Linked DNA regions of Homo sapiens: region 1 is linked to region 2. The links are chromatin contacts, found by Hi-C or POLR2A ChIA-PET in ENCODE. All regions are on one chromosome and are shown on one strand. The core of a region is the stretch at or near the end of the contact, and the rest is flanking DNA. Distances in the headings are between cores, read along the strand shown. Region 1 holds the start of PDX1 (pancreatic and duodenal homeobox 1). Region 2 holds the start of USP12-AS1 (USP12 antisense RNA 1).

Evidence for each region. Hi-C counts contacts between places; a loop is a spot of excess contacts on that map. ChIA-PET counts read pairs that join two places held with the same protein, here RNA polymerase II (POLR2A).
Region 1: a map of breast epithelium shows a loop between it and region 2 (15-fold over the local background). The contact joins the promoter of PDX1 here to the promoter of USP12-AS1 in region 2. A Hi-C loop is called at or near these places in 1 of 168 maps with a recorded cell type or tissue (breast epithelium). POLR2A ChIA-PET finds 5 or more read pairs at or near these places in 1 of 52 experiments (activated CD4-positive, alpha-beta T cell).

Annotation. Positions count from the first base shown.
Region 1 is chr13:27,917,346-27,921,451 of GRCh38, reverse strand. PDX1 (pancreatic and duodenal homeobox 1) reads right to left here and starts at 1,452. Exons shown (of 2, transcript NM_000209.4): 1 at 908-1,452. The coding sequence starts at 1,313.
Region 2 is chr13:27,123,783-27,128,346 of GRCh38, reverse strand. It overlaps USP12-AS1 (USP12 antisense RNA 1), which reads right to left and starts at 2,814. Exons shown (of 3, transcript NR_046547.1): 1 at 2,771-2,814. The region is part of intron 1 of USP12 (ubiquitin specific peptidase 12); the gene reads left to right. RefSeq lists an enhancer at 2,024-2,523.

The DNA.
Region 1 (4,106 bases), core at 203-2,702, 790 kb before region 2:
GCCGCTCGCGCGGGGCCGCAAAGGACCCGGGGGCTACCCCGTGCCTCCGGCTCCCGGCTCCGGGAAAGACCTTCTGTTCTCTGCCGGCGCGGAGGGCCGCAGGAACCAGGCCTCTCGCCTCCCCACCAGCTAGGCAGGGAGCGCCCATCTCCTGAAAAATTACTTCCTGGGAAGCGGTGCGGGGAGACAGCTTCAATTGCTTTCGGTTGGTGAAAAACGAATTCGCTTCTCAGATTGCTCTCCTAGCTGCCAGGCTCTGACGTTGAGAGGCCGGCTTTCAGCCTCGCGGTGAGCCCCCGCCTTGCCCCAGCCCCTTCCTCTTTACTCCTATCCTGTTTCCACAACCAGGGCAGCCGGACACTGCTGGGTTGGGTGCAGTTTCCTTTCCCTCCCTGCCTTTCTGCACCTACCTGGCGCCCCTAGATGCCTGCCCTTCCTTAACGAAGCGCGGGAAGTGAGGGGCTCCGGGGCTCCGAAGGCGATCTGGGGCCTGGGTCCGAGGCACCCATGTCCCTACTCGGCTTCCTCGATGTGCACTACCAAGGAGTCCTGGGTTCCCGGATCCCCTGCTGGAGGAGGATCTGTAGTGTCCGAAGCCCTGAGCAGGACTCAGCCTCGGCTCTCTAAGGATGGCGCTGGGAGCGCGGGCTCCTGGGGCGAAGATGGGCTCAGCGAACAGGGAAGGAAGGAGTGTACACTCCCAGGAGAGCTGGGTGGGAAAGATGCTTCAAACTGGACTAGAGAAGCACTGCTGTGAGGGATGGGCTCGGTAGCTCCCTGATGTAGTTTAGTCCGACCCGGGATAATCCAAGGCGCCGGGAACAGAGAGAAGGCTCCTGGGAGCGCTTGGAGGTAAGGCGGCCGGGTGAGAACCGGAAAGGAGAAAGGGGTGGGGAGCCAGGCTTACCTGCCCACTGGCCTTTCCACGCGTGAGCTTTGGTAGACTTCATCCATGGGAAAGGCAGCTGGACGCGGTTGGGCTCCTCCAGGACGCCCGGCTCGGCTCCCTCCGGGAAGGGCCCGGCGGGCGGGTGGGGGAGCGCGAGCTGAGCCGGGAGGTGGTGGTGAAGGTGCGCCACCGCGGGGTCGTCGGCGAGGGGGGGCACCTCGTACGGGGAGATGTCCGGGGGGCTGCCCTGCTCCAGCGCGCCCAGGGCGCCAGGGAACGGGTGCGGCGGCGGCGGCGGGGGCTGGCGGCCCATGTACAGGCACGCAGGGGGGCTGGCGCTGAACTCCGGCGCCGGGCCTCGCTGGAACGCGCATGGGTCCTTGTAAAGCTGCGTGGCCGCGTAGTACTGCTCCTCGCCGTTCATGGCTGCGGCCCGGGATTGGGCACCGGGAGCCGGGAGCCGGGAGCCGGGAGTCGGGAGCTGGAGCCGGGGATTTGGCACTGTGTGGCGTTCCCACTCCCGGCGCCACCCCTGCTCGCTTTGACAGCTCCGCACTGATCTCAGAGGGAACCCACAGCCAGCGCGGACCGGCGGGCCGGCCGCCGCACCATAGGCTCCGCGGGGCCCCACGTGGTTCAGCCGGGGGCCGTGATTGGCCTGGCTGGCCGCACTAAGAGGCTAGGCCCAGGTACCCGCGAGCACCTGCTTTTGTTCCAATTTTCTCTCTCAGCTGAGTTTGCTGCACACTCCTGAACGGGCAGCTGGCGGTGCTCCCCAAAATGGGCGCTCACGAAAACATTAGAACCACTCATTTATAGAAACATTTTCACCGTGGCTTAAAAGTTTCTATTTTCCTATATTTTTCTATTTTCTATTTTCCTATATTTTTTCTATTATATTTGATAATGGACATAGTGTGTTTGTTAATTGATGTAGTTTACAAGGAGACATGTTGAGTTTTTAATTTTTTATTTAACTGTTGCGGAATACGATAAAAAAAAAGTTTGCAGACCCAGCTCTCTAGGTCAGAAGCATTTGATTCTATTTTATTTATGAAGTTTGTTCACAGCCACAAAGATGTCGGTTAAAAAACACACGAAACTCTGGCATTCGTTGTGTGTTTTTACTTGTGGATGTGCTGCAAGTACTTCTGGGGTGTAAACGGTAACTTCTGAAGCATTCACAGAGACTTTTTTAAATTCTTTTTTTTAAAAAATTGAAGGGTATTACAAATTTGGGTTTTGGAAAATTGGGGCCCATTTGGCCAGCCCGGAACGTAGCTTCCCAATACAGCGAGGGGGAAAGACGCGGCCTTCCTCTTGGGGCTGCGAAGCAGGGGCAGGTGTTGGCACGGGGGTTCCAGACCCTTGACGACTCTCTACGGGCCGGGACCCTGGCGGAGTTTGCCGGCAGAGAACACTCACTCTCTTCTGCTTGCAATTGAAATAAGGCAAGCAGGAGAGGGGGAAGTGGAGGAAGAGTTACATATTTAGAAAAAGAAATAAAAACGCTGCATTTTCCATGATAACATCTGTGCTTGGCTTCAAACCATTCAGTAACTTCTGGGCATTCTGGGGTCCTGACTTAAACAGGGCCACTTTTTCTGCACCCACTGACGCGGATGGATGACCTCCGGGTGGCGGTGACGTCCAACCCCCTGCCTGGGCATGATCCGCTAGGCCTGGCGGCCTGACCAGCCTCTGACTGGATACTCCCGAAATGAGGACGTTTCTCGAAACGCCACCGTGGGTTTTAGAAAAACTAGACAGCTTTGCAGAAACGTCTCAGCAAGAGAGAGCTTGAACCACAAAGAACCAAGCCAGAGAAAAATCACTGCTCCGCCTTTCCTAAACAACGCACCAACATCCAGACCTTTGAGAGTCAATCTTAATGTATTTCTTTCTTCCTACTGGAAATATTTGTGTTTTAAGTGCGGATTGAGTGCTCTATTCTGAGGACTCTTTATTTTTATTAAAAGACAAAAAAGCCAGTCGGGAATGTGGACTTCTCTGCAGATTCCTTCTCTTGCGGGAGGCCGGTATAGTCTCAGCATTTGCTTCGATGTGTGAGAACTCATGTGTGTGGCTTCCTGGCCTGTGGCCTCATGTGTGTGGCTCTGATGTGTGGCTCCCTGGCTTGTAGATGCCCTTGCTGTCACCGAAGACAGGCCAAGGGAAGCACGGCGGCGGGCGGGGAGAGTTTCGGTGATTTCTTCAGGGAAAAGTGCCACCTGCAGTTTTGGTGGGGGCAGAGAGTGAAAGGCCGTGGGGCCCGGGCACCTAATCTCTGTGCGCCCGCGTCAATGAGTCCATTGTCTGCGGCCGCGGAGAACTCTACCCTATCACCCTGGCCGCGAGTGACCACATCGATCAGGAGGGCAGGCTGGAGGGGGTTGCCTGGCCGCGGCGTGTTGACCCTTGGAGATAATCTGCCGAGTCGCCGAGGGTTGACTTGGCGACGCGGTTATGAGCGGACGGCAAGCTCCGCTCAGGACAAAGATCGGCCACTTTTCCCCTCCCCCTCCTTTTCCTCCCCCTTCCCCTCCTCCCTGGGCACCCCTACACCCACTCTGGACTCAGTCTGCGCCCCACTCTCCCTCCCCTGCTCCCTGCCTCGCCTGCCACCCCCGGAGTGTTTACTTTGCACTTCTCAACTAATTGCACATTTCTGTAAATTGGTCTCCATTTCGATGCTTCATTTGCTTCCATTTAATATTTTTGCTCGGCCCTGCAGAAAGAAAAGAGGCTCTCAGCAGAAAGCAAATCCGCCGGTTGCGGTCGCCGGCAAAAACCCGGGTACCCGCGGCTGTGGGGGAGGAGGAGGGGATCGCCGGGGGTATTCCATGGAGGCGCGTTCTCACTTTCACAATTAGCATTTTCTGCTGCCTGCGACCTATAGAAGGGACCCAGGGAGCAAAGGTCAAACAACCATTTATTATTGTTATTATTATTATTAGATGAAACAAAGTTATCTGGAATTTTATCACGTACAGCCGTATAAAAAACGCATCAAGCGGAACCCTCCGCTTAGTAAGGTCGTGTGTTGTACTTCCCCGTGGATCTAGCTCCTGGTATCGTAAAATCGCCGAGTCCATTACAGGCGAAATGCGTTTCCGCTCTGAATCCCCGCTGACGCCTGCGCCCCCTCCAAGCCGCCTCGCCCACAACAGGCCCGGCAGCGATACCGAGCCATTAGGCGAGCACCTTCCCGAGCCAT
Region 2 (4,564 bases), core at 1,565-4,064:
TTTGATGTTATTGTTAAGCCAAATGTGAAGGCTTGACAGAGTGGTTCTTGGAAAAGCCAGTATTATTACTACTGTTACTTCTAACAGAGATGAAGTAATGAGATTTCTTTCATTAGCTCATTGTCTCATTGTGAACATTTACAGATCAAAAGCTTGTTTTTCGTTCGTTTATTTTTTTGGCATCCAGTGATCTTATATTTCCATATCTTGACTGAGTTAAAAGACTTAAGGTAAATCCGAATCTTCTTTTGTTCTCTCTAAATATTCTCTATAACACATTTAGCCATGAATTATGTGGTGAAACTTTTCATTGAAAATACTGAATAAAATAATCGGAATACTGTGCTTTTTGACATGTCTAATAGGAACATTGAGTTTCTAGTGGACGTTTGAACTTTTGAAAGTTAAAATTACATGCCTGTTGGTTTTGGCTTAGTTATTTAGCAGTGAATTATAATATTGATTCAGATATGTAACTTGTTTTTTATTACATAAGTGGAGTCCTCTGAGTAAATTTAAATTTGCAGTTACTTGCGCAGTGATTAATCATAGAATTGGATTTTTTCTGAAGAGATGAGAAATTTAGATGTTTAATATGTTACATATGTGCTTCTGTGGTGGCAGTTGAAGGAGAAAGTAAACTACTTTTAATTTCTTCTGGGAAGAAATTCAGTTTTTGAGAACTTGCCAGAAATCTTCCCTATCAGGTTGAAGATTTTTAGGAGGGATATGGAGGGTAGGTGGGAGAATGGGATGTATACACAAACATAAACACTACTGGACGGCAAAATTATATTGTTTCTCTTTCTTCCTGCAATGGAACAAATGGTTTTCAGAAGACCTGTGATAGGAATAGAGGCAAAGGCCCTTTGATCATGTGATTATTAGAGCTTGATAACTGGTTGTACAATATTTCATTTCTCTCAGACTTAGCAACATGTTCTGACTTCTCCATTAGTGTTGGCAGCTGAACCTCTCTGTTCCCTTTTATGTCATTGGTACCATATATCTTACTGAGGGTCACTTTGCTTTGTGCCGATTTCTGATTTTAAGCCTTTTGCAAGCTTCTGCCATGTGTACCACAATGGTGCAATGCCAGTTTTAGGTCTAGACCCTTCTACTTTTTATGGTGCACATTTTAACTTTGATGGGATAGTTAAAAACTATGAGATTTCTTTCAGTAGCTCATTGTCTCATTGTGAACATTTACAGATCAAAAGCTTGTTTTTTGTTTTAACATAGAGGAGGCCACTAGAGGAGGAAGTATAGACCAAGACTCTTAGGATGACTGCAGATCAGTGCAGAACCCCCAGATACTTTCCCTCCCAGCCACAGAAATTGTGTCAGGACTGTGTTTTTTGAAAGACTCATCTGAAGGAAGGAGTAATAGATGGCATTGTAGTTGGGATGGAGGAAGATGGGCAAAGGAAGTTTGCTTTGTGCCTGTTGTGCCAGGCATTGTTCTGAACATCTTCTATACATTTTTCACAGAAACAAGCCATGTTGCAAGTCTTGTTTGCCCTTTTTTGCAGATTAGTAATTTGGAGCTCAAATGTTTAGAACAAATATTTGTTCTAAATTTAAACTTTGGTAACTCTACAGTAGTGCTGCTATTTTAGAATTGTAGCATTTTGGGTTTGCAATAGGTGCTACAAATCTGGTCTCCTGTCTTGCTGATGAGAAAACTGAGGCAGTGTTTTATTGCAGTGGCTCAGTAGTTTAGTTTATATTAGAATGGGGACACGAATGCAGCCTCCTGGTTTGAAGGCTGTCACCCAGTCCCCTGCCCAGCCTGCGGTTGGAACGTTTAAATGCCTACTCTTTGTAGTTCAGGGTTTTCATTGTACCAACATGAAAAGCTATAATGAAAATACCCCTAAAGAAAGAGTCAAAGCCTGGCTTGTTTAGTTCCATCTGTTTGTGCTATTCCTTTCTGTTTGTTTGTTTTCCTTCTCACAGGCCCCTCAGCTGCAGGTCTGTTGGAGTTTGCTGGAGGTCCACTCCAGACCCTGTTTGCCTGGGTATCACCAGCAGAGGCTGCAGAACAGCAAATATTGCTGCCTGATCCTTCCTCTGGAAGCTTTGTCCCAGGGGGCACCAGCCTGTATGAGGTGTCTGTCGGCCCCTACTGGGAGGTGTCTCCCAGTCAGGCTGCACTCCCAGTCAGGGACCCACTTGAGGAGGCAGTCTGTCTGTTATCAGAGCTCGAAACACCATGCTGGGAGAACCACTGGTCTCTTAGACCTGTCAGGCAGGGACGTTTACGTCTGCAGAAGCTGTCTGCTGCCTTTTGTTCAGATATGCCCTGCCCCCAGAGGTGGAATCTAGAGAGGCAGTAGGCCTTGCTGAGCTGTGGTGGGCTCCGCCCAGTTCAAGCTTCCCTGCTGCTTTATGCTGTAAGCACAGAACCACCTACTCAAGCCTCAGCAATGGCGGACGCCCCTCCCCCTGCCAAGCTCCAGCGTCCCAGGTCAATCTCAAACTGCTGTGCTAGCAGCGAGCAAGGCTCCCTGGGCGTGGGACCCATAAGCCAGGCACGGGAGGGAGTCTCCTGGTCTGCCGGTTGCAAAGACCGTCAGAAAAGCACAGTATTTGGGCAGTAGTGTACCCTTCCTCCAGGTACAGTCACTCACAGCTTCACTTGGCTAGGAAAGGGAAATCCCTTGACCCCTTGCGCTTCCCGGGTGAGGGGACGCCCCACCCTGCTTCCGCTCACCCTCCGTGGACTGTACCCACTGTCCAGCCAGTCCCAATGAGATGAACCAGGTACCTCAGATGGAAATGCAGAAATCACCCGCCTTCTGCATCGATCTCGCAGGGAGCTGTAGACCGGAGCTGTTCCTATTCGGCCATCTTGGAAGCAACTCTCAGTTCCATCTGTTTGTGAAGCCTTTCCAAGTTCTCCAGCACTCAGTGTTGTTCCTGTCCAGACTTGCTATAGTACATCCTGTGTTGTGACATAGTTTTGACACTTATTCTCTTATCTCTACATCTTTAAATTTATTTTTAAATGGATTTTTATTTATATGTAATCATGAAAAGCTAATTTTTATTCACTCTCTACTCCCCAGTTGAATTATGATTTTGAAATTTTTCTTATGCTTTTGTATATAAAATTTAAAAAATTTCAACTTAGAGTGATAAATAATATGAAACCCAATACATACATACATACTTACATATTGAAACAAAAGTTTCAGAAGACTTTGTTTACTCCTAATAAAGATGTGTGTCTGATCTGTTTTACTGAAAAAGAAGATGGTAGTGGTCCACTGCAAAGACCTCACCACTCACTAATGGGTGTCACACTTTAAAAGTCATGTTCTCCAGTTACTAGCACAGGGCTAGAGAGAACACAGGTAGTCAGATACTGAATTTCACATAACCCAAGGCCTACTACTTTGATACTCTTTTTATGATTCCTCAAACTCATTGTATAATGTGTTTTGTCATAAATATTCTCATTGCCTTTGATTCAGTTTCTGGGCACATGGTGTTTTCTAGAACAGGTATGAGGGTTAAGCCTTCTCTTTGACTCTTCGCCCTTTCTCATTTATGAGATGAACTTGTTTCACCTTTATACTTTGGATTCATCTTTTTACAGCTCACATTCACTTCTTTGTTGTGTTTATACCTTCACACCGTCACATGGGCTGCTTCCTGTGCCTCCAGAACTTTTCTTATTTTACCAGGTCACGTGCTTTTCCCACCTCTGGGAAGCTTTTCCTGCCTGATTTGGCGGTTCTCCTTTGTGTACTGACCTGATCTAACTTAAAATGATACATGCTGCATTCTAAAATATGACTTGAAACATGAAACTGGAACAGTGTATTGAATTTTCTCTTTATTTATATTAAAGTTGTGTGGAAACTAATAGTTTGGCTATTTAAATACATTTTCCAAATGATAGATGCACATTCTTTTATGTTTTCATCATTTTTAATTTCTTGGTAAGGTGTATTGTTCTCTACTTTATAAAATAGTATATACTGAATATAACTTTTCAAAATGACATATCCTCATAGACACCATTTTTTAGCCATAATCTGGTTTTAGATGTAGATATTGTGGGCCAGGAGATTTTTAAGTTAAGGAATTACATTAATTCCAGATTGAATTGTTTTCTTGAAAACATTCCTGGTTGTTAGTTTACTTTTGTGTGATTTTTATCTTTTTCATAATGGCAGAGTGAAAGGAGTGAAAGGTAGTTAGTTGTATGTTTTCCATGATTGACTATGTAAAAATTATTTAATTGCAGGATAGCCATCTCCCAGATTATTTTTTTCCTATTTGCAGATATTTTTGGGTTGCTCACACATTTAATATATAGTTACTTTTATATTATCAAAATAATAGGTCAAAGGTATCTTTGTAATTTCAACCTATTATTATTTCACTTGGATGGTGATTTCTGGGTGTGAAAAGGACAAGACCTCATCTTTTCAAGAATTCATACTAGGTAAGTTAAAGGAGATACTTGCCCCATTGCCTATGTATTAGTCCATTTTCATACTGTTGTGAAGAAATACCTGAGACTGGGTAATTTATAAAGAAAAAGAGGTTT